Linked DNA regions of Mus musculus: regions 1, 2, 3, 4, 6 and 7 are each linked to region 5. The links are chromatin loops, found by intact Hi-C in ENCODE. Cell type or tissue: heart. All regions are shown on one strand. Each heading gives the region's core, and the rest is flanking DNA. Links, peaks and the distances in the headings are about the cores only.

Region 1 (4,336 bases), core at 175-4,174, 53 kb before region 5:
CTGGCTGGAGAGTATAAGAAGCAAGCCTGGTGCAAGAGGCCTGAGACAGGCAGAGAGGGAGAGTATAATCTAGTATGGTGGGAGAACTCAGGAATTCTAGACACTATGGCCCATCCCTGAGGTCTGTCAGGTGAGGGGATCAGAAAGCACACACCTGAGCTTTCATCCCTGAGCTTTCCAGGTCCAGTGGGGTAGCAGCTACAGGACTGGGTGCATCTAGGTATTCACTCACACAGACTATATGGGGAAACCCAGGGACAGAGGCAGCTAGAATTCTTTGCAGAAAATGGACTGCAGAGAGCCCCTGGAGGTCCCCATCAGTCTCTTACCCTGTGGCTTATATGAGCCACACATGAGCACAGCTGACCGCTATGTCCTGCCTCCAGTCATGCCGACACACATCTAATGGATGTCTCTATTGGCACCTGAGCACCCTGCAACACTATTTATGGCAGGGCTGGGAGAGCCAGCATGGTGCCCCAGAGGACCTTTCCCATTGCCCACCCATGGTCCAGCAATCATCTCTAGATAGCAACTCTAGGAAGCAAATGGCAACTCCAGGGCCAGACCCTGTCTCTTGGGCTACCAAAGAATAGTCTTAGATTCAAAGGAGTAGAGGGTCAGATTCCAAGATCTTAGGGCAGCTCTCGCCCTCACACCCAAGCTTTAAGCAATGTGTGGAGTGCTGACTGTGGAGGCAGGATCCAGGCTGTGGTGACCCACGTGTAGCTATTAACACTGACCCTGAGTGGAGAGCCTTGGCAGAGGTCAAGTGCCCAACTTGATGTAACTTGATGGGAATTGTAGCTTTGAACCTGGGGAACCAGAACAGCTCATGTGTCCATGTGTAGAGTGGACTTAGAGGCATCCACCTCCTCAATACAGGTAGAACATGTCCAAAAGCGCTCCCGGGATCAGACCCTGGCAAGGCTCCTCTGCGTTCCTGTCCTTGTATGGACACCACCTCTCAGAGAGGACATTCCCCTTAAATGCCTTTCTGGGCTCAGCTCTCCATGATGGAGAGCTGGACTCTGCCTCTCTCAAACAGCACCCAATTCATTTGCTGACACCAAGCAGGGCATTAAAGAGTGAAGTAGTTAAGACCCAAGTGGCGATTGCAACCCTGGTCTCATCTCACTGTACACCCTACCCCTTGTATCAATAGATGCATAGTCCAGGACTAGGCCTGCAATCAACATTGCTACATTATGGAATGTGCATGTTAGGTGTTCCAGCTTAAATAAAAAGGGTGTTGCTCTGGGGAGATGAGTAGGTAGTGGAGCTTTGAAGAGGGTGAAGTTTGCTGGTCCAAGAGTCCAGAGAGGCTCCAGGGAAATTCTCAAGGAGGAACAGAGCTGAAAGAGAAAAGGCTTAGGTTTAAGCTGGCATCCAGGAGAGGGTCAGGGCCCAATCAGACAAAGACCACATCCTGGTAGTGGGCACCCCAATTATGCAAAAAAGACAGATTAAGGGAGGGGCGGAGCTGAGGGCAGGATCCGCCCCTCTGGATGCTTCCGGGCCTGCCTGGTCTTCCTTCCCCCACGTGACCTGTATCCAGTCATTCTCCGGTCCCAGGAAAGTGGGCGGGCGCGTTCCCGAGAGCCGTGCGTAGGCCTGGAGTAGGGCACGCCTGCGCCCGGGCAGTGTTGGAGGCGGGTTCGGGTCGCCCCGCCCCTCGCCCGCGTCTCACGTGACCCGTTGAGGGCCAAACAAGCGGGTCAGCTGACTCCGCGGGACTGCGGCGTCATCCTGCCTATAAGCCGGCGACCTCTGGCTTTAAGCTTTGCTCTCTTCGGGCCGCCGCGACCATGAAGACTCCCGGCGTCTTGCTGCTCATTCTCGGCCTCCTGGCTTCGTCCTCCTTCGCGATTATCAGGTGAGGACCCGCTCTGGGTCCGGAGATGCGGGGCTCGTCACCTGGAGTGCCGCGTGCTCCGGCCGTGCTGGAATGCACCTGTGCACCCAGCGCAGCCTTCCTCAGGGTCCCACAGACTATGGGGCGAGACACTCAAAAGGCAGGGGTCTCCTGGGCCCCTCTCCACTCCTATGACTCCTATGGTCGAACAGGAGGGTACAGTAGGGTGGCCACAAGTGGGTCTGACTCCAACCTCGCCTCTGTGTGTGTGTGTGTGTGTGTGTGTGTGTGTGTGTGTGTGTGTGTAGCGGGGCGGCCGCTTCTGAGGAGAAGTGCTGCCCCATGGATAGGATTCTGTTGAACCCAGCTGTGGAAGTTGGAAAACCTAGTAGGCCCTTGCCCCCCTGAACTTCCTCAGGCCTTTCCTTTTAAGGGACCCTGTTTGACAGCTGTGCACTGGTGCATAGCCCTAGAAGTTTACTCAAAGATGATCCCCCCTGTCCTGGGTGGTGAATCTCTCCTCCTCCCTCCTGAGTTGCACAAGTCCCAGAGAGAGAAGGTATGGAGTGGCCCAGTTCAAATACCTTGGAGCTGAGGTCTACCCCACTGGGGACCAGGCCCTTCTCAGGCCCGTGGACTTGGCCTTTGTGCTAGATGAGGTCTTGGTGGTAGCCCGTGTGTTTTCCCACTCTGTGAGTCCCTGGTCGTGGCAGGTGGCTGAGGCCGTAGGCTGCGGGAGTAGAGCTGGCTCTGCCGGCTGGGCACCAGGGTTGGGTGGGAAGGAGCCCAGTCTGTAGGCTGCAAGCTGTGGGTGGGTAGCCTCAGTGGAGCCATTGTAGGGAGTGGCCTAGGCTTGATCCTGCCCTGGGCTTGCCTGCCCTGCCCTCAGGCTTCTCTTCTCTGGGAAGAGGTGTTGTGGACTCCAGGATCCCTGAGACTAGGCACCAGAAACAAAGCCACACTCTTAGGCTTGTTGGCATGTTTCCTGACCTTTGCAGGGTGTGTGCCTCCCCTAAGCCCCAGGCCAGAAGCCTGCCTCTTCCAGCCCACTACTCTTAGGCAAGACTCCTATGTCTCTCAGAGCATGCACTGTGCATGCCAGGAAAGGTCAGCTGTGACCTTGGCTACAAATCCCTGGGCAGAGAAGTTTCAACAAGTGATTACAGATCAGCTCTCCTTGGGAACAGGAGCAAACTGGGGGTGGGGGGTGGGGTGGTGGTGGAGAGGTGACCTGGAGGGCAGGGCAGGGACCCCTCTCCCTCTGCTATCTAATGGTGGCGTCCCCTATTTAGTTGTCTGCATCAGGGCTGCAGGGAGCATATAAGGGCCTTGAGTCTGTGGTGGTAGGGCATGTAGGTTTCTTGGGTGAGAGTTGCCAGATTGTGTGCAGGGATGGCTAGGGAGAGCATGAGGAGTTGGTGTTGAAGCCTCTTGGATGGTTAGGGGAAGAACCTCCAGGGACTGTCCAGGATGATAATGTCACTGCAGGCCTGGTAGGGGTGGTTGGTGGGGCTCCTTTTTGTAGAGTCCACGTGGGAACCGATGTGGCTAGGGGCCAGGTTCAGTGGATCAACCAGAGTCCCATGGTGCACCTTGCTTTGGATGCACCTGTTCCTCCTCCTCCTCCACCTCCTCCTGATGTAGGATTGGGTTCACCAGGGCACCAGGTACAAGTGCCTGGCCACACCCTAAACAGAACCCACTAGCCAGTAACCCAGGTAGGCAGACAGAGCAAGAGCTGGCCCAGTATGTGCTGTTTGTTTCACTCTAGGGTGACTGAGAACCACCTGACTGGGGTGTGGTTGGTGAGGGAAAGGGGTGGGCACACTAGCCTATCCTTGGACATGAGGAGCGAGCTTCTGTGACTGAACCTGAGGTGTCTGTGGTAGTGATAGGATGTCCTTAGCTGATTCAGTGGGTCAGTGGGCCAGTGGGCCTATGGCTTTGGGGCAGGAGTTTGTGACATGTTGTGGCCATTTTGAGATATTTAATTTGCTAGAGGCACCTAGGTGCATGCCTGGCTGGCAGTCATTCTGTACTAGAGGGCTGCCCTGGCCCAGCCTGGGGTATTTTGGGGTGGGAGGTTGGAGGACACAGCAGTCAAAGCTGGGTGCTAATACCTCTGTCCCATCTTGACAGAATCCCTCTGCGCAAGTTCACATCTATCCGTCGGACTATGACGGAGGTGGGCGGCTCTGTGGAAGACCTGATCCTCAAAGGCCCCATCACCAAGTACTCCATGCAGTCATCGCCTAAGACCACGGAGCCAGTGTCAGAGTTACTCAAAAACTACCTGGATGTGAGTGCAGTTGTATTTTGGGGTCTTGCTTTGAGGGGTGAGTGTGGGAGGAGCTAGCTCCCTGGGCTAAGTAGCCAGTTCTTCATGGAAGCCCACCCACAATACACCATTCCTTGCTTAACAGCCCCTCATTCTTGCCATCCTAGAATCCTTGCTTCTCTGAAATGCTCAGACTAAAGGAT
Region 2 (4,336 bases), core at 124-4,123, 160 kb before region 5:
TAGGAATGCCCCAGAGGAGGCCCAAGGAGGCAAGGATGGAGGAGACATGCCTGGAGGAGGAGGCAAGGTCCCTAACTGTTCCAGAAAGGTGTCAGCTGCTATTTTTACCTACCCTCCCCCCTCAGCAATGGGCACATGCTTGATGGGCTGAGGGAGAGAGGAGGAAAGGATTGGGTCTAGACCAAGGCTGTTCTTGAGTCAGGCTGTTGGGGGAAGGGTCATCAGAGCCTGGGTTTTGGGTTCTTTGGTCCCCTGTTCCTCTGCCCGAGGTGGCTTGTAGGAGCAGGTACTTTGTTCAAGATCGGTGTCTAACTCTATATGGCACCTCCTGCAACTCTGCCCTGCTTCTCCAGCATAGAGACAGCTCAAGATACCCACCAAATGAAGAGCCCTGGGTCCCTAGCCCATGTCACACACAGCCCCTTCTTCGAGGCCAGGCCTATTTTTCAAGTGGACATCACTGGAACACGTCTCATGAAATGATCACCTAATAGGAGAAATGATCACCTAAACCTTGCCTCTGGTTGTCCATCTTCCTCAGTAACTGGGGAGGGCTGAGCAATGCTTGGGCCTGTTATTGGTCTGGGGGCTCCATACTAAGTAGTGGACCTGGAGGTCATATCTCTGTCCAGGGATGTGGGCCCTGCTGAGCAGACCTGGCCATGAGCAGACCTCGCCATGTGCCTGGCCTTTTTTTCCTCAAGACTCCAGGGGGCACCATCCAACCATGGACACTCTTCTGGGCCTTATGTGCCTGGTCAGCCTCTAGGGAAACTGAAGCACCAAGTAGCAAGAGACCAACCTGGCATTTGCCATTCACTCTCTTAACCCTCCCAGACCCCATGGCTTGTCGTGTGTGGCTGGTGGGGTCTGTGGATCTGTTCAGTTCAGGGAAAAAGCCAATGTGGAGTGTAAAGTAATGGTAGGTGAGCCCTAGGGGACACAGACAGGGCTCTGGTCCTTTTGCATCCTGAGATTAGAGACATCAGGATGACCAGTAGGAGGCCCACAGTATGCCAATCTCCACCAAATCTTAAGAGTTTCTGGAAGGTTTGGATTGACCCACCATCCACCTCCTATGTGTTAGAGATGGGGCCATAGAATGCCAGAGACACAAGATCCAGCTTGTGATCAGAAGGAGAGTGGAGCCAGTCTTCTAGCCTGCTGGCTCATAGAACAGAGCTTCTCTCCTGCTCTCCTCTGCTCCAAGCACCTGCCCCTTAGAGGCCCCTGGAGTTGTTGGGCCAGCTCAACCTTCCTGGACAGAACCTATGTGTCCCTCTATACCTCCATCTATACCATTAGATAGATAGGGTTCAGTGAGCTCTAAATATTGTGGATGCCCAGCTCAATCTGGCCTTGAGGGTCATGTAGAGTTTATGAAGTCCCACACTAGTGCCAAAGGGACTCTAATTCTCTTCTGTGGTGAGGTCAGCCTCCCTTCTCATCTGGCTCTACTGAGACCAACCAAGCACACCACTCAGCTGAAGAACACGGAGAGCAGACATGGGGGATTTTATCCAGTCTATTGTTGTTGAACCCCTGAATCCAGAAGCTCTTGCCTGAGAGCAATGAGGGTCCTTAGAGGTCTATAGATGGCTATGCTACCATCTCTGTAGTGGCTCCTCATGGCCAGCAGGGGAGGGTGGCTACCCACTTCAGAAGCCTTTGGCATACGCTTTCAGTGAGGTCAGAGAGACCAGGCAGGTCTTATTTTGAGTAACAGTCACCTCCTCCTCAGGGGATCAGGCCCAAGGTACAGCGGGACAGCATAGAGTGGGCACTGCTGGACCAGGTGCTGCCGTCCACCAAAGACTCGAGCAGGTAACACGTGCAAGGTAATACACAAAAGGTCCTACTTGGCCTGGCTGGGGCTTGGTGGGGAAAAGACAGGAGAAAAGGCTCCCTGGGAATCTGAGAGAGAACTGGAGCCCCTGGTGGTGGTGGTGGTGGGGCAACGAATTCCGTTGGATGGGACTTGGAGACTGTCCCTGTTCTATCCAAGAGACTGAGAGGCAGTGGCTTCCCTGAATAGTTGTGAGAGATCCCTCAAAGTCGGTGAACATCCATCTGACTTTGACTGGGCTTGGAGGACAGAGGAGGCTGAGAAGAGCCTGCCCTTCAAGTGTCTTTACTTCTATGGCCTATACAGGTGACTCCCAGAATAGTGGGGTTTTCAGAGGCTACTCAATCTGGGTGCTGAGCAGACAGGGAATGGAAGAGCCCCTGGACCCTGAGCCTCACCCAGCGCCCCTACTTGACCCACTGTGGCTGGCTCTGCCAAGCCCAGGATAGGATTGGCTGACATGGCACTTGGGACTCAGCCACTGTGATCTGGGCAGCAGCTGTCCCCATGCATGACAGTGCCTCCTGGTTCGAAAAACACTCTGATTGGCTGTAAAGGTATTAGAGCAATTCCCGAATCCTGAAGTGAAGTGGGTCTTTAAGTAGGGCTTGGAGGAAGCAGCAGCAGCTATTGGGCCTTTCAGGAGGCTGGCAGGAAGATGGAAGGGCAGTATCCTGGTGTCCCTGGCAGGGTAGGCAGTGTTACAGCAGAAGGTAGACTCCACATCTGAGGCCCAAGTAAGATTTAGTGAGTTGTACTCTGAAGGCACACCTTGCACTCTCCTCTTGAGGCCAAAGAGAGAGGCTGGGCAAGTCACAGGAGCAATAATACTCTGCTCTGTCACTTGGGATGCCCATTTTGGTCTATGCTAGAGTCTAGTTCCTCATCCTGTGATGGACCTTGAAGCAGCTTCTATCTGCTGCTCTTGGTCACCACCTCATTTGAGTAGGAAGGGCAGGGAGTGTCCTTTGTCCAGAGAGAAGCTCCTGGTTGAACAGAGTATGGTTCTATCATGGTGACCAGGAGGGATAAGGCCATCTACCCATCTGCATCAGCAACTGTATCTGCTGAGCTATGTGTTCCTACCAGTGGGGTTTGAAGCTTCTAAAAAGTCAAGATTCTGAGTGTCTAGGTGTATGTCACAGCCAAGGTTAGACCACTGAAGCTGTCAAGAAGCTCCAGATTCTAGAGATACCAGGTTTTAGAGTCAAGCCTAAGGGTAGGCCTGGCAAAGGGAGGGTGCCCCTGAGAAGGACATCCCACTGCCCGCTGCCATTCATCCACTTGTTCAGCCCTTATATGCTTGCTCATCCTCACACATGAGCTCTCACATCCACTATTCTCCTTCCATTCTTCTCTCATTTTACCATCCATCTACTCATATACTCATCTATTGGTCCATCCATCTATCCACCCATCTTTCCCATCACCCTATCCACTTACCCATCATCTATTCACCTATCCACCTGCCACTGTTTACCACCCATTATCAATTCACTTCTCCATCTATCCATCCATCCATCTCCCCATCCACCCATCCAGCTACTCCTCTGTCAACCCATCAATTATCTGCCCTTCCATCTACATGCTCACCCACTCATCAATATATCTATCCATTTATTCATCTCTCCATCAATTCATTTCCCCACCCATGAACCCACCCATTCATCCATCTGTGTATCCTAACACCCACCTGTCTATCCATCTGTCATCCATCACTCATGCATCTACCCACCCATCCACCTAATAACTCATCAATCATTCATCTTTCCACTTTTCCATCTGTTCTCACCTATCTACTTACCTACCTGCTCATCCATCCATCCACCCATCTATCCATCCATTAGCTACAATCCACCTAATTGCCTATTCATCCAACAATCCTTCCATCCATCTATTCATCATCACACTTCCAGAGAATAGTCTCTGGGTACGAAGATAGGAAATACCTGGTGGCAGCACTTGTCCTTAGTGAACACTACCAGGAACAGACTAAAGTGCCCTTGTTCAGGTTTATTTTGGTCCAAGTAAGGAAGGGTCATCAAAGTGTCATGTTCTGGAAGAGGAGTAGGCCACATCCATTATTAATACCCCAGCTTGGGTCACCTCATACCTCAGATCCTGGAACATAACACACTGCAAGGCCAAAAGACAAGACAGAGTGGTTGCCCACAGAGCTGATCAAGTCTCAAGTGGCCAACAGATATGGCCCTTTCTGTTTTGATCACCGTGTTCCCTGTTAGTGAGCACAGGAGATCCAAATGCATAGGGGACACTCAATGCACTTTATTACACAAAATGAGGGATCCGTAAACAGGGCAGGACCCAAGAGTCCTGAGCATTCAGCATGGGGACAGTGTCCCCTTGGATCTGGTTGGGATGCTTGCCTTCTCTCCTTCATCCTTCCTTGGGAGCTCTTGGCTCCCCTAGGGACTGGTCCCTTTAGCTGATGGTGAGAAGCAGAGTTGGAGGGTTGGTCAAAGGATGAGA
Region 3 (4,336 bases), core at 78-4,077, 250 kb before region 5:
TCCATGTGCCTATGTTTCATTCAGGAAACACCTCTGTGTACGTCCATTGGGACTCCTATGCCCATGCCCCATACAAATGACACCTTTGTACCCATGTCCCGTCCAAAAGATTCCTCTGTGTCTGTGTTCCATCTATGTGTCTATATGTCCCATCTATGTGTCCTATCTATGTGTCCCATCTATGTGTCTAGAAGGTCTAGAAGGTATCTCTTCTGTATATAGAAAGATCTCTATACCCATGTCCTTCCTGGGTAATACCTCTGAGCCTGCATCTTATTGAAGTGATATTCTGTGTCCATGTCCTATATAAGTAACACTCTTATACCTATGTTCTCTCCAGATTACAGACACCACTGGGCCCATGTTATATCCAGGTGGCACATCAGTGCCCATGTCCTGTTCAGGTAATACTCCTGTGTCCATATCCCATCTGTGTGACACTCCTGTGTCCATGCCCCACCTGTGTGACACTCCTGTGTCCATATCCCCTATGTGTGACACTCCTGTGTCCATGTCCCATCTATGTGACACTTCTGGGTGCATATCCCATCTATGTGACACTCCCATGTCCATGTCCCAGCTATGTCACTCTTTTGTGGTGTTGTTTTGTTTTGTTTTTTGAGACAGGGTTTCTCTGTGTAGCCTTGGCTGTCCTGGAACTCACTTTATAGACCAGGCTGGCCTCGAACTCAGAAATCTGCCTGCCTCTGCCTCCCAAGTGCTGGGACCAGCTATGTCACTCTTATGTACCAACTTATCTAAGTCAATATCATATTGTCATGTTAGCATCATCTACAAGCTTTTGTCCAGATACTAGGTGGCACCACCATGCTCACAGTGGTATAAAAGACACATTGTGTGGTTAGTTCTATATGGGGATGGTGTCCAGAAGGGGACAACGGGAGCTGGTTCCCAACTGAGAGGGCCATAGTGTGAGTTTAGGACATAAGTCTTGGCCATGAACTCAGAAGAGACTGAGGCTCCCCTGGATGTTTCACTTCCACTCTCTCTATGCTCATTCTTTAGGAACGTTACTAAGAAGGAATCTGAGAAAGCAGAGCTCTTTCTCCACCACTTGTCTAAGTTCCACAGCCAACAACAGGGCTCAGACTAGGCTCTCACTGGATACTAGCCCCCATTAGAGTACCATGCTTCAGTTAGGTTCTGTTTGCCCACCAGCTGCTAGCCATCACCTAGTCCTCAATGTCACGTACTATTACAATGGCCAAAACAGACTAGACTTGACCCCAAGAGCCCCCCTCCCCGCCAAAGCTTACTGCCCTCATTGTACTTTCTGCCCTGGCAGTCCCCAGATTGACAAAGGCATGCCTAACTTGTTTCTGGAAGAAGAGATCTAGCTCTATCCCATCGAAATGCAAATGAACCACTAGGAGTTTAGCCTGACCAAGGAAGCTTTCCTGCTCACTGTCCATTCAATGCAGTCAAAAGTGCTGTGACTATACAGGAGGAACATAGCAGTGCTGTGACCATACAGGAGGAACATAGCAGAGGCTAAAGGGCCATGGTGCCATGTAAGTGTGTTCTGTGCAGCAACTGATGACCAGACAGTACTGAGTCTGCCTGGAGCCTGAGTTAAAACCGAGAAAATAGCCATTGCCTACAGTTCCCGAATCACCACAAGGAAAGAAAAAGGTTGGTGAGAAAATAGAGATTCTATTTTCATGTCCGGGGGATGAGCGTGCAGGGCACTTACACCCAGGACTCAAAGGAACATGCTACATTCACACGAGCATCCAGGAGGCATAAGAATTCTGCAAGGAGACCATGCCCTATTCTTGGACGTCTGCTGAATCAGTTGTGGGGTTTATACGCGGGAGTTGCCGCGTGGTGGCAGCAAAATCGATTGCGCCAAACCTAAAGAGCCCCCCCACCCCTGGTATTGGAATTCACAAATGGCAATGCTGTGGGTCACCCAAGTTCAGTACCTCAGGGGGGTCACAAATGCCACTAGGGGGGCAGGACACATGCATTTTCTAGGCTGGTACCTCGTGGACTCGGACTCCCAAATCAACAAGGTCGGCTTACTCTCTGCAAAGAATCCTTTGTGTGTAAAGACCAGGGTTGCCGCACGGCGGCAGTGAAGTCTCGTACATCGCAGTCCTAAAACGGATTGCAACTGATTGAGTTTTCTCCCCTATCACCATCTATGATCCCATAGTCATGGGCTTCATGAGGCCAGGGGTTCATGCTAGTCCTTGATAAAACGTTCTCAAGAGCTATCTCAGGTATCTGACTTATAGGGTTCTGGGGCCATCAGCGCTATTGTGTGAAAATTGAAGTATAGCTACTATGTGTGGTGATCATGGAATGTATTGCAGTACCATAATGCAGACCCCACTAAGCATGGTCCTCAAATTCTGCACATCTATGAGGACACCTGACCTCCCTACCCAAAGAATCACTTAAGGAACCGCCAACAAGAAAGTCTGGTGATTTGCGCTTTCGTATTCTAATTGGGGCGTTCAGATGCTAATGATCTCCGGCTCAGGGCTGCAAACAATTCTGAAACTGCATTCTCTCTCAATGGGGCTCAGCTGCCAGCTTGGCAGCTGAGGAATCCTACATCAAGCCTTGGGTGTCAGCCCAAAATCAATTGAAGAGGTGGTAGGACCCCTGGCTGGTTTGTGGCAGATAATCGTACTTATGGCAAAGTTGGGGTTCACCTGTTTTGCACTGTCCCGGAGAGCCTTGTTAAAAGCAGAAGGCAGGACACCTATGCCCTTCCGGAATGGTCTCCTTTGGTCTCAGACCCCATAAACCAGTGCATGTGGTTCGATGCCAGAAAGCACAAAAGCCGTTGTGAGTGGAAAGACCAAATTGCTGCGCTGGTGACTGTCATCTTAAACATTATGTTCCAGAGACAGCCAAAGTTAAGGTTTGCCCATGACAATGTCCAAGGGCCAAAGTTCGGGTTCGCCCACAGCAATGTCCGAAGCCGCTATGCCTCAGTGGTCGATATGGTTTATAAGAGGTTGGAACACTTGTGTTTCTGGAGGGGGTCCCTTTGGTCACTGAACCCCAAAACCAGCCAGTGTGGCTCACTATAGGAAGGCATAGAAGCTGTTATGTGCAACAAGGGAACGGATGCTACCGCGCGGTGGCAGCATACTCCTATATATCGTGGCCCAAATGCTGCCAACTTGGGGGGAGCGATTCATTCCCAGCAATATCCCAGGGTCACCCAAATAGGGATTCATAGGGGTGGTAAGATGTGTGCACCTCTGGAATGGTTCCCTTACACACTGAACCAGAGAACTTGACTCATTCCCTACACAGCCCGAGATCGTCAGTGGCTGGTAAGACCGAAGTTGCCGAGCAGCGACCAGTGCAGTCCCACATACTTTATCATAGAGGTGACCAAAATTGCGGTTCACCTATGGCAAACTCATGGGTCACTCAGGCATAGCATTCAATGATTCATAAGGGTCATGGGGTGGTACAACACACATTTCTTGGGTAGCTCCTTCAGTCTTGCGCCCTTCACGATCGATCGGTTCACTCTCCACGCTGTGCAGATTTGGCTATAGCTAAATGGACAGACGATGCCGCGTGGTGGCAGTACAATACTACATATTGCTCGGCAGACGCGGCATAGGTTGGGGTCCGCTGTGACAAAGCTTTGAGTACCCCAGGTTCAACAAAGGGATCAGGCATTTGTGCACTTACGGAATGGTCCCCTTCTGCCTTGGGACTCCTCAAGCTAGCCAGATCTGTTCAATCCAAACTCAATACAGAATCGGTTATAGGCGGGAGACATAGAAACTGCCGCGTGCGTGCGTCCACCGAAACCCCATAGCCATAAAAGCAGAGGCTGGGGTTCAACCATTGCAATGTCCCAGGTAACCTAGGAACTGTAGCAAGAAGTTGCAAAGCTGAGATTAGAGACTAGGAGAAGTCAGGGATCCGCTTAGTTTGAAGTGAAGCAGGAGGGTGGGTAGCAAGAGGGAGCATAGCGGGTGTGGCATGGTGGGGTTGTATAGCGTGGGTTATAGCGAGGGGGTATAATGGGGAGGTATAGTGGAAGTATAGTGGGAGGTATAGTAGGGGTATAGCGGGGGATATAGAGGGAGTTATAGTGGGGGTATAGCGGGGGCATAGCGGGGGCATAATGGGGGACATAGTGGGGGGCATGGCAGGAGGGGCATAGTGGGGGTATAATGGGGGTGTAGTGGGGCGGTATAGTGTGGGTATAGTGGGGGACATAGCGGGGGTATAGTGGGGGTATAGCAGGGAGGGTATAGTGGGGGTATAGCAGAGAGTATGGGGGCCATAGGGGAAGTATGGTGGGGGGTATGGCAAGGGGTATGGTGGGGAG
Region 4 (4,336 bases), core at 126-4,125, 340 kb before region 5:
GGCATGAGCCAGAACTCCACTTCTCAAAAATGACCAGTTGTGAGTTCTAAGCAAGGTGGCCATGAGGAAGACCTAGGGTTGGGGCCTCCTACCACTTCTCAGCCCCTCCTTCCAGCTAGATAGGTTCCTTGAACCTAACTGCTTGGTAGTCCCCTAGAAATATTCTCAGTTCTAAAGAAAAGCCACAAAACAGCTAGATCTTTGGGAAATCTCAACAGAGTGCCTCTCTTTCACACTCTGAGCCCAGTTGGGTGCCACCTGTCCGGCAGATGAGAGCTTAGGGGCCTAGGGTGATCCTGGTTGCCACAAGGGCTGGCCAACCTGCCTGCCACCCAAGCCAAACCCATCTGTTCCTCAAAGCTCCACCCAGAACCAGGGTGGCAAGTCTCTGAACTAGACATAGGCCTCCTTGCTGGTACTTGTTGGCTGGGAAGCCTCCTCCAGCAGTGCTAAGAACCCTTCCTGGTCACCCCCTCTCTGTGACAATACCACAGCCCCACCTAGAGAAATGTCACAAGGCCATAGCCAGCCATCCCCCTGAAAAAGGAAGGCCAGAAATGAACATAATGGATGAGTGGATGGATAGACACTGGACCCAAAAGAAGAAAGAAGGAGGAGCCTGGGGTCATTCTATGGAACTCCCCAGGGTCTTGGGTAGGGTAGCAGATAGGGTACCCTACTGTTCAAGTGCCACAAACTTTCTGGAGGGCATATGAGTCACGGGTAAAGGGAACAAAAATCTTTGGGTCCTTGGGCCTTGTGGGGCGAGTCAAGCTTTTCAGGAAATGTGGTGGACTAGTGCTATGGGGTTCTAGAAACAGAAATATGGTCCAGATATCCAGATTCCTATCTATGGCTTCACTCCTGCAGCCTTTGACTCCGACCTCAAGGGAGAGGCAGGTTGCCCCAGAACCAACCTGTGCAGGCTGAGGCACATGCCCCATGCCTTCCTGAGGCATTCTGAAACTCTAGTTTAGAGCTCTACTTCCTACTGGCCTTGAGGAGAGGAAGCAGAATACTAGAGATGGACATGTGCTGTCTCTCAATCCCTCCAAGAGTGGACAAGAAGAAGCCACTCAAACTGAACCAGTGCCCAGGGAGCAGAGGTCAAACCGGATTCAGTCTTTGATCAGCATCACCCTGGGTGCTAACCCCAGACATCCCAGCAGAGGACTTCAGATGTTCCTTTAAGCCCTAGGTCACCCCATGTAGGTCAGTCCTTGACCTGGCTCAGGCACTCCTGCTGACCTTGCTGAGGCCCTTCAGCGCAGCCCTGCAGCACAGGAGCTCCCCTTGTCCATGGGGTCTGCAGTGATAACCATGTTTACCCAGCTAGCTGTGTTGTTGCTTTGGTATTTGAGATTTAGCTGTGTCTTATGGGGACCTCATTGCCTCTGCCTACCATCTGGAAGGCCAGGGTATTACTAAGGATAGCCAATATACCTCTTGCCTGGATTGATGAAGCAGTTCAGCTCCATATATATGGGATGGAGAGACTCATACTAATACTACACATGGGGAGATTGAGGCCTGGAGCCAGGGAAGCCACTCTTCTGCTATGCTCAGTGCTATGCTACTCACAGTATAGATTACCCAACACCTAATATGGTCTTCCAATGTAGCTGCCTAGAGGTTGGCTCCCCTAGATTACATTGTCTCCGGGTCCAAATGAGCTGACACCTCAGCCTAGCCCCAGGGACCTTATTTGCTTTCTTACATTATCAATAAATATTTACTGTACTCATGTTCTCTCAGGCTGAACAGGCCCTGAGTGATATGAGAGGTAGGGTCAGGGATGCTGAGGTCCATTTTTTACCCTTTGAGATCCTTATACCCAGCAAGGTTCTGAACCAAGGAGTAGGAACCAGATAGCTCTTAAGTCAACCCACCCAGAAAAGTTGTCACTAGGCAGCCTCAAGCACTAGTTGGTGGCTTTCTAGCCTAGATGTGAATGATGGAGACCCCTGAGGAGCCTTCCCACAAACTCAGATTGGGTGTCCCTCCGTGCAGATAACTACTGTTTTGGAGTAGACATTTGAAATCTAGATACCATAGCCAGAAATGGTTAGTCATGGAAGCGTCCAGCAGAGGTCACCAAAACCTTGCTTTTGAAGTACTACAACAAGTCTGAAGGGCTGGCTTATCATAGTAGATCCTTCTAGAGGCTGCATAGTGTCTCCCTTTGCTCCTCTGCAGTCACAGGAACAAAGAAGCTTCCCAAGACGCTGACTGCTCTAAATTGTGGAGAGTATGAGGTTTGGGAAGGAAAGACTGGATGTGCACCTTTGGGGTTTAGGTTTCCTAGATTCCCATGGAGGAGGAACAAATAAATATCCAGGTGTCTGCACCATTCCTAGAATGTCTCAGGTTAGAGTCATCTTCTACCTGTCTAGAATTACAGCTGCCTAGAGGAGAGTGTAGGAGGTAATCCATGCAACACCTCACACGATGGCTAAGCAAACAGGCCAGGGGAGCAGACTGTCTATTTCCAGCTGGGACCTTTGTGGTTCCCAGAGCCCTAGTGGACACAGAGACTGGGAGCCAGAAGATCCAGTAATCCCTTCCTTTGCTTGGAGTGTTCTTAGGCACACAGGCTGGAAGACAAAACTCTAGTTTTCACATGAAGTAGGGGCTACAGGGACCCCAGGGTGCAGGATGCTTCACGCAGAGTCCATCTGGGACAAGGTCAGCTCTTTCCCATGTCTACCTTCCGCTCAGCGCTGAGAAGGGAAGGTCATTTTTGAAAAGAATGTTGGGGGTGGTGTGGCCAGGGGTAGTCGAGCTGAAGAACAGTCTGGATGCCGTGTCTCTTTTCTCTTCCCCCCTCCAACTATTGTTTCTGGCTGGGCCACAGAACAGCAAGGCGGATTCCTTCGAAAGTGAAGCTGTGGAGGTGGCCCTGTGTGGTCCAGCCGTGCTGTGCTGGCGCCAAGTTACCCAGTGGCTTTGAGCCAGCCCCCTTGGAGTCACTGGCTCACTGCCTGGCTCCCAGGTATCCTGTCTCCCACCACCACCTTGGTACAAACACCTCACCTATAACACCCTTCTGCTGCAGGTAGTCAGAATCCCGTGCCTGATCTGCAGACCCCTGCGTCAGACCCTTGAATCTGGGCCTAGGCTGGGCCTAGGATTGCCAGCATGCCTCTCTCTCCAAGAAGGGCCTAGGCCTGGGATCCTCAGACTGAAAGTTGTCATGGTGATGCATCACCCACTCAGTGCTTCATCCATATGCTCAAAGTGAGTAGATCCAGTTATCTGACCTCTGGGCTAAGGTCACCGACTCTGGTTGGCTGTGCCAGCCAAGTCCCAAAGGCCATGTATGGCTCTCACCTGTAGACTAATGATGGATTCTTTACCAATTTGCCAACAACAGACGTATGTCTTAAAGCTGCCCAACCTAGAGGTCCACAGACTCTCATGTTTCCATGAGGCCTCATCCCTTGCAGTCCTGCGAAGCCTTTAGAATCCTGCTGCTAGTGATGAGCCACATTCCACCAGGACCTCCCTCTGGCTTTCCCAGTCCATCTGTGTTTGTGGACAACAGAGCAGAGTCCCTCAGCCCTGCCAGCTTGCGGCTGTTCATGCTGAGGCCCTGGCACTCCCCCTCTGCTCTTCAAAGGCTACCCTGGCTTAGAACTGAGTCCTGCTCCAGCTGGGTCTCCTCTCTCCTGTCCAATCCCTAAGACCCATGGTGACCTCGACTATGGATGACCTGGAAGACTCCTCCTAATTTCTATAGGCCCAGATCCTGAGCATGGGTCAGCAACACCTGGTGACCCAGCAGCAGACAGAATGAGCTGATGACCAGAGGTAAAATGAGGCACCCACATCTGTGCCCTGGCAAATGCTACCTGAGGATGAAGAACAGTATCAGTTGGCAGGACTAGGGAACTAGTAAAAGGTGAAGTGCTCCAACCTGGACCCAAATATTGAAAAGGAGATGGGAAGGGCTGGCTGAGTGGGAGAAAAGCTGACAGAGAACTAGTAAAGGAAGGATCCCCATATCCCAGCTCTAGCTACACAGTCAGACCTTAAAAGTGAGGAAGAAATGAGTGGAGTAGCTTCCTGAAGCAGTGTCTGTATTCTATAGTTTGTAGCCTGAGGCAAGTCCATATGGCTTCCTCATATGGCCAGGCACTGCTATGAGCCTTGATTGGACTAATACTGAGTACTTCGGGGCTGGTGAGATAGCTCAGTGGGTAAGAACACCCGACTGTTCTTCTGAAGGTCCAGAGTTCAAATCCCAGCAACCACATGGTGGCTCACAACCATCTGTAACAAGATCTGATGCCCTCTTCTGGAGTGTGTGAAGACAGCTACAGTGTACTTACATATA
Region 5 (4,336 bases), core at 187-4,186:
GGGGTCAGCACTACAAGCCCCAGCATCCAGTCAGTCTGTCTGTCTTGATAATCATCCTCATTTTTGTGAGTTCTGCTCAGACTGGAAACAGACAAGTCCACTTTATCCCTCAGCTGCAGCAGGTAAAGGCTGTAAAGTGAGTTGTATGGGTCAACAGGAGCCCAGCCTTACAGATCTCCATCCTACCTGGGGGTGGGGGAGAGAGGACCAGAGAACAGAACCTAGGACACAGGAAAGGGACCGGCCAGAAGCTTAGCCTGGCTCCTGGACTCTGGCTCCTATACTCCTGGCTATTTGATTTGAAGGTGAAGTGTAGGGCCTTTGATCTCTGATGTTAATAGAGTAGTGGCCACAAAGGTTCCCGGGAGCTCACTGGCCAGCCAGACTAGAGGTATCATGTGCTCCTGAGTCAATGAGAGACTACATCTCCAAAACAATAAGGCAGGTGGGGTTGATAAAGACACTGACCTCTGGATTCCACACATGTGCAAGCACACATGAACACACAGATATGATCAGGAATCTGCTACTGCCACCATACAGTTCTGTAGGATAGAGGCCAGAATCAAGTGCCACAGGGTCATGTTTTGGTAAAAGACTATCCTGTCTGCCTATTCCAGCTTCTGGCAACTGCTAGGTATACTGTCATGTTCATGTGTTCTCAGTCTTGGTGACCCTCCTCACACGGTCCTGTCCTCTATATCTCCCATAGGCCAGGACTCAGGATCAGCTCAGGTCTCAGAAAAAGGGCAAGACTCAAAATCAGGGCACCACTGGGGATCAGAACAGGCCTGGAGGTCAGGGCAAGAGTTAGGATTAGGGCAGGACTCGGGATTAGCATATCCCTGGGGATCAGAGAGGATATCAATACCGGGGTACGAATCAGAATTTCTCAGATCCTGTGGTGTTCTGGTTGGATGGATGGAGGACTCCTGAAGCTTAAGAACTTGGGTCCTGCAGAACTGGCTGACTCAGGTTTATTCAGGGCACCTTATGGTCACGGATGGCACTGCCTGGTTGGCTGGCAAACATGGAGACTCGTGGAAGCAGGCACAGCACAGACCACCTGGCAGGGAGCCACTGGGACCAGCTTGGCTGGCTGGCAGGCAAGCACAGTAACTAGAGCATCGAGAGCCACAACGGTGGAGGGCTTGTCCCCATCCTGTGCACAGGACAGCGGCCATTCCAGAAGAGAAGCACCATATGGTCAGCCCGGTAAACACTAGAAAGAGCCAAAGTACATGGGTGCCTATATATGTAGAATTTCATCAGGGTCAAGGGGACCCTGTCGGTGTGTCCGTAGGCTCCTGCAGTAGCCAGAGCACAGGCATGGATAGACATACACTAAAAACCTAGTGGTGGTGTTGATATGGACTCAGGACCTCGCCTGCATCTGAGGATCCTGGAGCAAAATGGAAGCTTATCTTCTAGGAGGGGCTCAGACAGGAAGCTGGGTGCTCCACCCAGGGTGTCTGTGTGCTCTCGACGAGGAGCAGCATTCTACCCCAGGAGCATCTCAGCCCCTCAGATGGAAGACACACATTGCTCTGCATTCATGGAGAAGGCCACGGTGACCATCCTACCCACCTCTTTCTACAGTGGAGTCTACGGGTGGGCCAGCGTCTAGTCTCTTATAGAACCAGCACCCTTCTCCCCAACTACCGGCTTTCAGCAATCACAGAAGGTCTATGGCACTTTATCTTGTCTACTTTTTAAAGCCAGTTTGATGGGGAGGAGAGCTTTGGAAATCAGAGGTCATGATGATCAAATTGCCAGCTCTCTGTGAGAGGCCAATTTGTCCTCTCCCTGTCATCTTGGGTTCCTGAAGCTGGGTCTCCATCATCTGCTGCCTCCTCTTTCCTAGGCATAGTCTGGCCCTCCTGTGAGTCTGCAGAAGCTGCTTCTGGAAGAGCTCAACAAAGAACCTGTTTAGACAAGAGCACTTTGAGTAGTGCATGAGCGCCCCCTGGTGGCTGTGTGCTCCGAGCCTGTGGTCTGGACAGGACAGAATCTGGCTTTGAAGGCACTGAGGCAGGGACCACCGGTCCAGCAGTGAGAGTTCAGAACCCAGCAGTGGGTGCCTGAAGGGTGCTGCTTGTTTAGGCTGGTCTGTGGAGGTCTTCACTGGCCCATTTGTAAGCCTGATTGCTAGGTGCTCTGGTCTCCTATTCTTTCCCCCATGACCTATGCCCTAAAGAGTCCCTGAGGTAATTCACGTAATTCAGGCCCTGCAGGGAGAGGCTGACAGGGAAACAGGGCAGAGGCTCAGGTATCAACATGGACTTCTGGGAAGGCAACAGCTTCTTCTTGGAGTATTGCCAACTGTTCTGGGCCCCTCAGTGATCTTGCTGGACCCTGTCCTGCCCCCTGTATACTCCACTTAAATCCACAAGGAAACCATTCTGCCTACCCCCTATTCCTTCTGCAACATCTTGCTCCTTGTGGTCCCTCTGTCACTGACAAGTCCCTGTGTCCATGATGGACACCACCTGTCATCCCAGCTTTGCTCAAGCTTTCTCCCTTTCCTCTACTTTATCCAGCTGGGACAGATGTGACATGCAGGTGACAGAGACAGAACTGCTGGCCTGCAAACGGGAAATACTGAGGCTGAAAGGGCTTCACCCAATGGCAGAAAGGACAACTTGTGGAAGGCCTTTCCCAGCCAAAACCTCTGCTCCCACTCCTATTCTGAAGGGTGACAGCAAAGGTGAAAAGGAGAGACATAGTTAGCCATCTTTGTTTAGGGTCCCCACTGAAGGACATGAATTCATGTGAGGATTGAGGGTTCATCTTCTGATGTGGAGAGAGGACGCAGGAGCCCCTGAGGCAGTCTCACCAGTGGAATGGAGGACCCTGGACTGATGAGGAAGCAGGAGGAAAGAAGCGTTGTCCTCCAGTGGGGGAAGACTGGGGTGGGTCATCAGGTCATCACAGAGTTGCTGAGAACAGGAAGCTCTGAATGTATCTGGCCCTCAGCTCCTGTGGCCAGCGGCTAGACAGCATTCAAGCAAGTCATAGACCCTGTGGCTATGCTCAGTCTCTGCTTCTAGAATATTCCAGAGAGCTCGGGTTCCTACTGAGTCCCCTGGCCCTGTTGAGGACATGAGAATGAAACAAAACTTGGTCCTTCTTTGGGGCCTGTGCCCACCATGGCCTGTGTCCCATGTCTTGGGTTGTCCATATCTCCACAGCCCACTCACCCGAATTGCCCACTCTGAGGCCTGGCCAGGAACTTTGGGTCCCCATGAGGGGCCATATGGTTCTGGAAGACTCTCAGGATGCCTCTGACCCTCCCAAAGGGGCCCAGGGAGACCTGCAAAATGTCACAGAAAAATGAAAGGCAAGGAGAGGGAGAGACAGCTGCGGCCTCCTGTAAACAGCCTGATTTCCCAATGCGAACCAGATTGTGGCCTGGGACCTCAGGTAAACATGTGCGTCAGCAGCCCCAGCCCCCCACCGCCCAGGAGGCCCAGGGTCTGCAAGGCCCAACTCTGGGATGCATCACCGTCACCGCCCAGACGGTTCCTAATTAGGCAAAATTAGGCCTCGCATTCCTCCAAAATCCCCAAGATCTCTGCAATTTCAGGTCTTCCCCAAAGGAAAACACTGAGTAATTAAACAGCGTGAGCAAGAATGGTATAGAATGTTCTCTGGCTGAGGAAGCAGCTCTGCTTTCCCACCCACCTTGGCTGGACAGAGGATCTGCTGCTGGGAAGTGGATTAACCATGGCCTTGTTCTCAGGGCCTGGGTGGCCGTGGGCCTGGGGGAAGGGGGCAGCCAGCCCTGGGCCTGGATCTCTGCTAGTGGGGGTGTGGGGGGTGGGGTGGGGCAGTTAGGCTCCTGTGGCCTGTGCCTTATGTGTTGTATATGTTGATGGGAGTCTGGAGGAGTGAAGGTGTAGTGGGTAGAGGTATGTGTGCGTGTGTGATATGTAACTGTAGGTGTATGTTGGGTGTGGGGTAGGGGTGTGGGGTATATGTGTGATATGTGTATGTGTGTGTGATGTGTGTGTGTCTGTGATGTGTGTGTGTCTTTCTGTATGTATGTATATATGTATGTATGTATGTATTTATAGAGGTATGTGTGTGTGATGTGTGTTGGGAGTGTGTGAGGGTGGGTGGAGTGTGAGGCGTGTCTGTGATGTGGGTCTGTCTGTGTGTGAGTGTGTGATGTGTATGTGTGTACTGTGCATATGTGTGTGAGTGTGTGTGTGTGTGTATGTGTGTGAGTGTGTATTTGTGTCTGTAGGTATGTGTGGGTGTGTGTATGTGTGTGTGAATGTGTGTATGTGTATCTGTAGGTGTGTGTGGGTTTATGTATGTATGTGTGCAATAT
Region 6 (4,336 bases), core at 184-4,183, 190 kb before region 5:
GTAGTATCTTCTAGAGAAGCCACGTGGCCTGATGGTTTTAGGCTTGAGCTCTTTTCTGTCAGCCAGGATTTCTCTCTCCCTCCCAAGCCCACCCCAATCACATTGGCCAGAGGTTGATCGGTTGTACTGATCCTCTAAGAACCAGGTTTGGGGTTTCTCGATTTTTCCCACCCCCAGCTTCCACGTCCCTGCTGGATCATTTCCCTCCTCCAGCTTCCTTTGGACTGTTTTTCTTTTTCTGCATTCTGAGATGTGAGAGCTGAGATCCTTGGGTCAAGCCCTTTCTCAGTTTCCCACACAGGCCTTCAGCAACAAGCGTTTCCCCCGAGTGCCTGCTGAGTGAGTGGCATTTCTTAGCCCTCAGCGCTGGGGTTCATTTTCCTCCTGTTCAGAGCACTCCCCAATTTCCTTGTTGAGTTTTTTTTTTCTTGTTTAAAAGTATGTTATTGAGTTTCCAAATACTTGGGGATTTTCCAAGGATCTTTCTGTTATTGATTTATAATTTAATTCCATTATGGTCAAAGCGCATACTTTATAGGGCTTGAATCCTTCTCAACCTATTAAGGCTGATGTAAAGGCCCAGAACTCCGCCCGGCCGGTGTGGGTATTTCCTACACACTGGGACGAGCATGCCTGAAAGGGGTGGGTGACCTGTCGGTGTCAAGCAAACTGAGGTGGCTGTGTAGACAGGTCCACCTTAGGTGTGCTGACTCCCTGCTCACGTGTGCTGTTGATTACTGGGAGACAGTCACTACAGGGTTAGACAGCCAGTCCTTGTGTCTCACCCGTCCCTCTCTGAAACAAAGCCTTTCTATGTAATCCAAGTTGGCCTCACACTCTCAATCCTCCTGCCTCAGCCTCTCCAGTGCTGATAGTCGTGGCACCCTGGGCACATTGCAGCCTGACACAGCTGGACATTCCTTTCTTCTCCCTTTCAGGTCTCTGAAAATTTGTTATTTCTTTGGAACCATTTGTGTCTACATTTAAAACATGGAGGGGACAGGGGTCTTTTGTTTGTTTGTTTTTTCTTATTCAACTTAACAAGTTCAATTCCCCCCCCCCACTATTTCCTTGCCAGTATGAAACAGATTCAGATCTATTAAAATTCGTTTTTGTTTTCTTCTAAATTTATTTCTTTTTATTGCATTTGTGTGAGCGTGTGTCTGTCTTTATGTCTTCTCACCCAGTGACTACAATGTCCCTAGAAGCCAGAAGAAGGCATTCTCCTGGGACTGGAATTACAGATGATTGTGAGATGCTAGGTGGCTTCTGAGGATCAAATGGAGGTCCTCTGAAAAAGCAGCAAGTGCTTTTAACCGCAGAGTCAGTCTCTAAAAAGGCATTTTTAATAATGACTTTAAGCATAGGGTTAGGTAAAGAAAAAAGAAGAGCGGAAGACACAGCCAGGAGCATGAGCATGGACCGTCCTAAGACACAGTAACTGCTTTATCTGTCACATGTAGTCCAAGGTTCAGAGCAGAGCACCACAATACAACAAATACAGCACCCCAATATGCGGTACTGGGATTGACCCCAGGACTTCATGCACACTAGACAAGTACTGAATGGTTGAAGCCATATTCCCCAGCTCCAGTTTGCAGCCTACAGCTTACCTGGGATGTTTAGACGAATCCCATAGTTTTGTTTTGCTAGAGATGGAAGTCAGGACCCCATGCATGCTAAGCACATGTTCTGTCTGAGTGACCCTGCCTCCTGTGTGGTCAGGACCGTGTTCAGCCCACACACTTTATAGCTGCTTGTTTTGTCCCATGGTCCCCCTACCCAACTGGCTGCCCCACTCCCTGCTCCACAGCACGTTGATTTGAACTTTTGTGTTCATCTCTTTGTGACATTTTTTTTTCCCTCCATGGCCTTACAGCTGTGCCTCCTGCAGTCTGTCTCAGTGAGTATCTTGGGGTTTCATTCAGCTTCCTCCCATTTGCTTTGGCCTGGTGACCCCCACCCCGTGTGCTACCTTTCTTGCTTTGTTTCTGCTTGATGGGTTTTATGGGACCCCGGACATCCTGAGTTTTGCCTCAGCAAGTGCCCAATATCTTCACATTTCTATAAATATTTTTGAGCTTTGTAGTTGATAGACTGCATGCCCAACACACACGAAGCCTGGGTTTGATCTCTAGCAGTGTAGAAACTGAGTAGGCAGGCTGTAACCCTATCTCAAAACACACACACACAGAGGCAGGGAGGAGGGGGGCGCAGAGCGGGGGAGTTGGATCTTTCAGGTCTTGTTTTTATGATTTCTCACAGGCAGGTCTAGAAGAATGTTCAGCTCAAGGCCAAAGGTCCTCAAGACTTGGGCAAGGTTTCCCAGACCCAAGACCTGTGAGCCTGCAGCCCTCTGCCCTGGCTGGTGGGAACAGCCACCATTCCTGGGCATGGGAATCTGCAGCACACAGAGGTCTGTTTCCCAGGCTTGTGTTGGCCCCAACCATGCTTGCTGGGCCCCAGGTTCTCCCACTGTGCAGCACTGCCCTGCCCCCTCGGAGTCTGTTTCTTGAACTACAGTTACCTCAGTTCCTCAGACCCTCAGCTCAGCTCTTTCACTCGAGTATCTTGGGGCTCCACCTTGTTCCCTTCCTGCCTGAGGCCTGGGAATTCTCTCAGGGAAGAGAGCTGGGCAGTGAGAGGCCCCCTAGACGTTTCCGTTGCGCAGGGGTCATTGTCTTTGCCAGCTGATGTGCGGCGCCCTAGACACCGTTGTTCCATGGCTTTGTGTCTGTTTTGTTTTGTTCTGTTCTGTTGTTGGCTGCTGCAGGCAGGCGGGTAAATCCGGTCTCTATTACTCCATTTTAGCCAGGAGTGGAAATATGCCTTTTCATTTTGGTAGACAATGTTTTGATATACAGAAAATGTAAAGTTTCCCAGCATGTGGGCAGTGGAGGCAGGAGATTAGAAGTTCAGAATCATGTTGAGCAACACAGTGAGTTTAAGGCCAGCCTGGGCTACACAGTGAGTTCAAGGCCAGCCTGGAATACATGAGACCCTATTTCAAAAACATAAATTAACTTTCAAGAGGAGGAATCTACTAACCTATTTATCTTCCACAATTCTGTTTGCCGGTGTTGTTTTGTTCTGTTTTTTTAAGCTGGAAAAATGTTTCTCAGCATGAAAACAGATAAAAACAGATTTTTTTCCCCTGTACTTCCGAATTATCAATTTAATTTTAAATGCTATTTTATTTATTCTTTGAACATTTCATATGTGCATCCAATGTCTCTCGACCACACCCACCCTGATTTTATTCTTAACAATTTTCTTCTGCTGAACTTTCTAACTCCCTCCCTGCCCTAGGAATGGAATGGGAACAAAAATCCCAGTCTCCCTTTTTCCTTCCCAGTTCATATTTTATTTTCTCATCCTTTTCTGTTAAACATACCCCCTTCTCCACGGGGCTGTGCACCCCTGCAAATTCTCTTGTGTTCACTGTTTAATGCTGATAAACACTGTGCGAAAGGGATGAATGCTACAGTCAGGAGAGCAGAGGGCACAGAAGGCATGGCCAGCGTGTCCCTGCTGAGCTTGTCACTTGGTAGCCGGGTGGTCTGGGGGCTCTGTGGAGACTGGCTTGAACATCTTTGTGCTGTTCTTGGGCCCCAAATGATGGTAGGGTCCACTTCCTTGGCTACGAGGGTCACAGGAGACAAAAACCAAGGATGCTTTGTGCAGTCTCAGTAGGTAGGGAACATACCTTATGAAACTGGACTCTGCTTCCTTCGCTACAGCTTCCTGTTTTTGTCGGTATTGAATTTTAGAATTGTCACTCCACCGAAGGCTGTCTTACCCCTGGCTTTTATCCTCAAGAACCAACCCCCTATTACAATGTTGGTTGATTCTAAACACTGGAGCCCCAACCTGTCATCCCAGCAGGTTAGTTCTGGCTAAATAATGAGTCCAAGGCCAGCTAAGACTGCAGGAGACCCTGTCCCAACAAAGAGGCAATCAAATAGAAAATATTTTTGTTTAAAAAACTCTGGTAAACTATACAGTATGCACTAATTTGGGCGGTGGGGGGGGGGGGAGGTTTCTTAAGAGTCAAGCTTTGTGTGCAAAAAGCATAATCTCTTTTTCTGTTTTTATCTTTTCAAGTTTCATTTTAACATGTTTTAGTTGTTTGAAATTTTCTTTCTGGAGACCAGGACAGTTCTCAAGAGGATCATGTCTAAAGACTTTTATGTCTTTGATTGCGGCTGTTGTTTTTATGATATTTTTTTAATGGAATTTTTTTCACTTTTCTGTATCTCCTGGCTGGTTGCTGGTGGAAAATAATAAAATATATTGATTTACAATACACATTTTGCATCTGACTGCTCCCTGAACC
Region 7 (4,336 bases), core at 132-4,131, 100 kb before region 5:
GGTCATGTAGGAGGGAATTGGGGATGCAGGGCACAGGGCCACCAGCAGGTGGGCATGCGCTCCAGCAAGTCTAGGCTGAAGGAGCTTTGCTGGCATGGGCACCAGGCCAGTATTGCCTGAGGTTGAGGGCGAGGTAGGGGCAGGCAGGGGCAGGGCATAGCTGGGAGAGCCTGAGCATTCCTCCATGCTGAATCAATGCCCGCCCAGACTTGTCTACCTGCCTGCTTGGCCACCCTTGGCATGGGAGTGGAAAGGAGGAGGCCATGAAGCTGCTTTGGCCTCTGTATCCTACCTGCCTGGGGCCTGAAACACCTGGCAGGCTGGCTTCTCCCCCACCCCACCCCCACCCCGTGAGCAGAAAGGGTGGGGTTCTCAGCTGGGGACTGGGAGCCACTGACTCGCTGAACTCAGGACCTCCCCCCTCCCCCACAGCTTCCCTAGATGGCAACTGCTGGCCAGAACTCAGTTTCTTAAACTTGAGTCTAATGCCACTGTGCCACAAGAGCCTGCCAGCCCTCCTGCTGTATCTAAGCCCAGACTGCACACAAGTTACTAGACCAGCCCACTCCTCCAGGGGTGACTAATAGACCCTCTTGCTCTTGTGCCCTCAGCCTGGAGTCCCCAACATGATTCCAAAGGGTAGCTCCTCCTGCAATATCAGTGGTTCACTAACTGGCAGCCACAGCTCACAGAGCTCAGAACCTTGCATCTCTCAGTGATTCGGGGCAGCTGCAGATCAGGAAGGGACCAGTCTCTGCCTTCTCCGTCTCCCTTTAGAGGTCCTCCTGCACACATGGAACCATGATGTTTTCAAGGGTGGCCTGAGGCTGGTGCTCTGAAGTTGGCATGGCCCTGGAGCAGAGGTGCAGAGGGTTTTTAACAAGAAGCCATAATGACTATGGAGAGTGGTCTGGTGGGCACCTGGAAGGACCACAGTGCTAGGCTGAATATCCTCTTCACCTCTTGAAATTCCTCAGTTTTTAGCACAAGTACCATATTTTAAATCATCCCCAGGCCCTGTGTATTATACAGCTAGTCCCTAACTCGGTTTCAGACTCATCTGTAATTTGGTGATGAAGTAGGAGCTTGGTGAGTCCCCTGAGGATGGAGAGAGGTGATCTGCTGGCCTCAACAGCCTGCCTGTCCACTAATATCACTCTTGTCTGGCCTTCTGAAGGACTCTGCTAGGCAGGAGTCCATAGGTGGTGGTCAGAGCACCCCCAGTGGCTCTGAAGTTGGCATGGCTCTGGAGCTGAGGTGCAGAAGGTTTTTACAAGAGGCCACAATGCCTATAAAGAATCTGCTTGGAGCTGGAGCTGAGATGTTGTTCCTCAAGGGCCCCTAGCACAAGAGGGCTAAGGTCAGGCTCAAACAAATCCGGCCTCCACATGGGGCTCAAAATGTTTTACCATTTGGAAATGGTGGAGCTGGTATGAATGTTGGGATTAAAGTAACATTGATCTCTCTCTGACTCTGTCTCTGTCTCTGTCTCTGTCTCTGTCTCTCTGTCTCTCTGTCTCTCTGTCTCTCTCTCTCTCTCTCTCTGTGTGTGTGTGTGTGTGTGTGTGTGTGTGTGTGTGTGTTCTTCTTGTCTAAAGCCCTCCCTCCCTTATCCTAAGAACAAGTGGTAGGGAACAGAGGATCTAGAAGTTGTGACTTCTAACTGTATGTCACTCAGGAGGGCATCCTGAGTAGCATGGTGGTAACACATGCCTACAGGAGGCTTCAGGCTGTTTGGAAGCTGTCTCCGGAAGATTCTGAGGCCTCAGAAACACCAGCTCCTGGTACTAGGGAGAGTTTCAAGGCCTGGAGACATGGAGGCCCCTTAGGACTCCCAGGTTCCAATGGTGGTAAAGGTGCAAGTAAAAAGACAGCCACTAGGAGGAGCCGTTCTTCCCGCTGGTCCCCACCTACCAGTAGCACTCAGTTTGCTACTTTAGAGAAAGTGTGAGCAGCCTGAGCTAGACAGACAGAAAAGAGGAGTCATAATTCTCTAGTCCCACCTTATCTTCCTGCTCTTGCAGCCTGTCTTCTGTGACTGCTGCGGAAGACCCTCTCAAAGGACTAGCACTGTTTGACCTAGGAAAAGGAGGTGGGAGTCCCTGCTCCATCTCCAAGCTGTGAACACCCAGTTCTGTAATCCCTTCCAGGCAGGATGTCTGACTCACAGTTGGGTCTGAGGCCTGCACCCATGGCCCCAGCCTCTCTCAATCCACGCATTCTCCAAGGCTTGTGTGAGCCCTTACCTTCTCCAGGTATCTCTTTCGAGTCCCTCACAATGAACCAGACTTGTACTGGATGTCACCCAGTGATCCCTTTAAGATGTGAGCCACTCAGTACAATGCTAAGCCTCTCCTCCAAATTTTCTGTCAGCCCAGGGTCAGGTACTCATTTCTGGGTTAGACTTGCTGCCAACCTCACCTACCTACCCTCAGCCTAACCAGACCTTGTGCTATTTCAAAGGTAGCAGGTTTCTGAGTTCTTTCCCCCCCCCCCCCAGAAAAGCAAGACACCCGCCAAGACAAGCATAGAGGTGATCCCTTCCTCACCTGATACCTACTGCTTCCTGTGACGGGTGGACTCAGGCCTGCTTGCTCAGACCCTAGTCACTGGGAGGCTGGTTGTCCACTCTCAGGCAGCACCTGATGCCCACAGCAGAGCCCGTGGTGCCTGTTGCTAGTGATCAAATGAATCTTGTGGGGAAGAAGGGGTGTGGAGGCAGGGCTTTGGGGAGCCCCACCTAATGACCGGAACTGCTGGCCCTCATAAACCAGGAAACTCCCTTGAGAGCGAAGGTCTCCCCTCTCTGAGGTCCTGGAGCAGGTATCTGGACTCTATGCTATCTTGAGGTGTTCCTCAAGGCTGGAGGTTACTCCAAGCCACACCAAACTTTGCACAAAAGGGGGTGATAGGCCCGCTGGGCTGACCTCTGTGCAGGCTCACACACCCAGAAGTCCTGAGTCACAACCTGCTTAGTTGAAGAATGTGCCCCCTGGCAATGCAGGCCTAGGGAACTCAGCACAAAGAGGGTGGAACCCTGTAAGGGAGCTGCCTAGCACTGTGGCGGACTATCCTGGGGCCATGAGGGCCTGACTGACTTCGCTGCCACCCTCAGAGAATGTTCTGGAGCCCATCCGGACCTATTCCCTTGAGTTTTTAGCTTCCCAATGAGCAAGTCCTCTTCCTGGTGTCCGAGGTTAGATCATTGGCAATAATCTGTTCAGTTAGTTTGGCTCCAACCAGTGTTGTAGCCTGGGCTCCTCATTGTGCTCTGACCAGTTGGTCCGGTCTGACCACTCTTCAGCCCTTATCTGTGCCTGACAGTCAGACATTGGAATGTGTAATGGTTAACGTCTCTGGGCTGATGAGACAGACCTTGTTGAGGAAACTTCTGCTGTAGAATGCTCTGGGACTACCTCATGTGGGACATGGGCATCCATGCTTTTCATAAGTGTCTCTGGGCACGTGGGCAGAGACGTGAGATGGATCTATCCTCTGGTATGATTCAGGTTCTGTAACAGAGACTTAGAAATAAGATCAGAGGGGCCAGTGGTGTGCCTGTAGAGATATCAAGACACCCTGGTAGCAAGCACCTGTACTTTGGGACCCAGCAGACCCCTGTGCAGCAGAGCTTCAGGCCCCCCAAGTAGCTCCCACAACCTGGCTGTGTAGGGGCTTTGTGCCTCTCCAGAATGAGGGCGCCTCCGTGGCGAGACGGCGTCTGAGGTTCTGAGGCAGGAAGGGGAAAACCAAACAGAGCTGGCAGCCCACGGCCAGGCCCGCGGCCCCCAGACGGCGGCTTGGCAGCCAGAAGCCCCGTGGAGACCCTGGCGGGGCTCCTGGACCCGGATGCTTCCTTTGAGGATGCCTGGGGAATGTTTGAGGTCAGAACACACGGCAGACGCTGGCGAGAGAGCCCGGAGCCTCTGGCAGGGAAGCAAGAGACGTGCTGGGATGGGACACGTGTTCCCTGTCTGTACTGACCCTGCTGTGGGCCCTATCCTCCTAGGCAACCCCTTTTACCTGGGGTCTGGGACAGCAAAAGCTGGGTGCTCAACTTGTCCCAGACCTTTGTACATAGCTTGTGTGTCCGATCAGGTTATCTATGACTTTTGCACTGAGAGAGAATGCACCCCTAACATCCAAGCATCAGAACAAACCTGAACCCCATTATCTAGATACTTTGGGAAGCTGAACCCCAACTTCAAATATCTGGGGAGCCTGTACCTCATTACTTGAACATCTGGTAAGGCTGCATCCATTTACTCACACATTGGAGAATGCACACTGATCTACCACCACCTAGTAACCCAAAGAACACAATCCCCATCTCTTA

Evidence for each region. Hi-C counts contacts between places; a loop is a spot of excess contacts. Peaks named below come from ENCODE experiments on the same cell type or tissue, not always from the same donor. Only the 100,000 strongest peaks of a DNase experiment are listed, where the experiment ranks them.
Region 1: a loop joins it to region 5, with 1.8 times the contacts of the local background. A loop is called at or near these places in 6 of 42 quality-filtered maps.
Region 2: a loop joins it to region 5, with 7 times the contacts of the local background. A loop is called at or near these places in 14 of 42 quality-filtered maps.
Region 3: a loop joins it to region 5, with 5 times the contacts of the local background. A loop is called at or near these places in 27 of 42 quality-filtered maps.
Region 4: a loop joins it to region 5, with 5 times the contacts of the local background. A loop is called at or near these places in 37 of 42 quality-filtered maps.
Region 6: it touches region 5 in a loop (2.4-fold over the local background); 4 of 42 quality-filtered maps call a loop at or near these places.
Region 7: it touches region 5 in a loop (5-fold over the local background); 40 of 42 quality-filtered maps call a loop at or near these places.

The regions. Positions count from the first base shown.
Region 1 is chr7:142,385,277-142,389,612 of GRCm38, reverse strand. Ctsd (cathepsin D) reads left to right here and starts at 1,786. Exons shown (of 9, transcript NM_009983.3): 1 at 1,786-1,876; 2 at 3,995-4,154. The coding sequence starts at 1,809. In heart, for the core only: a CTCF peak has its summit at 1,809; DNase peaks (open chromatin) are centred at 652, 1,612, 2,772 and 3,592; H3K4me3 peaks cover 2,691 bases; H3K27ac peaks cover 3,251 bases.
Region 2 is chr7:142,494,377-142,498,712 of GRCm38, reverse strand. Lsp1 (lymphocyte specific 1) reads right to left here. Exons shown (of 11, transcript NM_001136071.2): 11 at 3,845-4,336. The region is part of intron 1 of Prr33 (proline rich 33); the gene reads left to right. Among named protein-coding and RNA genes, the nearest start is that of Tnnt3, 2.3 kb to the left of the region's middle. In heart, for the core only: CTCF peaks have their summits at 706 (motif pointing right) and 1,636; DNase peaks (open chromatin) are centred at 692, 1,752 and 2,422; H3K27ac peaks cover 2,803 bases.
Region 3 is chr7:142,579,553-142,583,888 of GRCm38, reverse strand. No RefSeq gene overlaps it. Among named protein-coding and RNA genes, the nearest start is that of H19, 3.6 kb to the right of the region's middle. In heart, for the core only: CTCF peaks have their summits at 1,855, 2,056, 3,080 and 3,567; a DNase peak (open chromatin) is centred at 3,135; H3K4me3 peaks cover 1,502 bases; H3K27ac peaks cover 1,436 bases.
Region 4 is chr7:142,673,615-142,677,950 of GRCm38, reverse strand. No RefSeq gene overlaps it. Among named protein-coding and RNA genes, the nearest start is that of Ins2, 3.9 kb to the left of the region's middle. In heart, for the core only: a CTCF peak has its summit at 2,067 (motif pointing right); no DNase peak of the experiment used is centred there; H3K27ac peaks cover 931 bases.
Region 5 is chr7:142,332,076-142,336,411 of GRCm38, reverse strand. It overlaps a transcript of Ifitm10 not described here. Among named protein-coding and RNA genes, the nearest start is that of Krtap5-4, 31 kb to the right of the region's middle. In heart, for the core only: a CTCF peak has its summit at 1,990 (motif pointing left); a DNase peak (open chromatin) is centred at 1,961; H3K27ac peaks cover 3,543 bases.
Region 6 is chr7:142,523,948-142,528,283 of GRCm38, reverse strand. No RefSeq gene overlaps it. Among named protein-coding and RNA genes, the nearest start is that of Mrpl23, 6.9 kb to the left of the region's middle. In heart, for the core only: no CTCF peak of the experiment used is centred there; a DNase peak (open chromatin) is centred at 2,633; H3K27ac peaks cover 4,000 bases.
Region 7 is chr7:142,433,306-142,437,641 of GRCm38, reverse strand. Syt8 (synaptotagmin VIII) reads right to left here and starts at 808. Exons shown (of 9, transcript NM_001285861.1): 1 at 703-808. The coding sequence starts at 709. In heart, for the core only: a CTCF peak has its summit at 1,870 (motif pointing right); DNase peaks (open chromatin) are centred at 1,861 and 3,891; H3K27ac peaks cover 3,832 bases.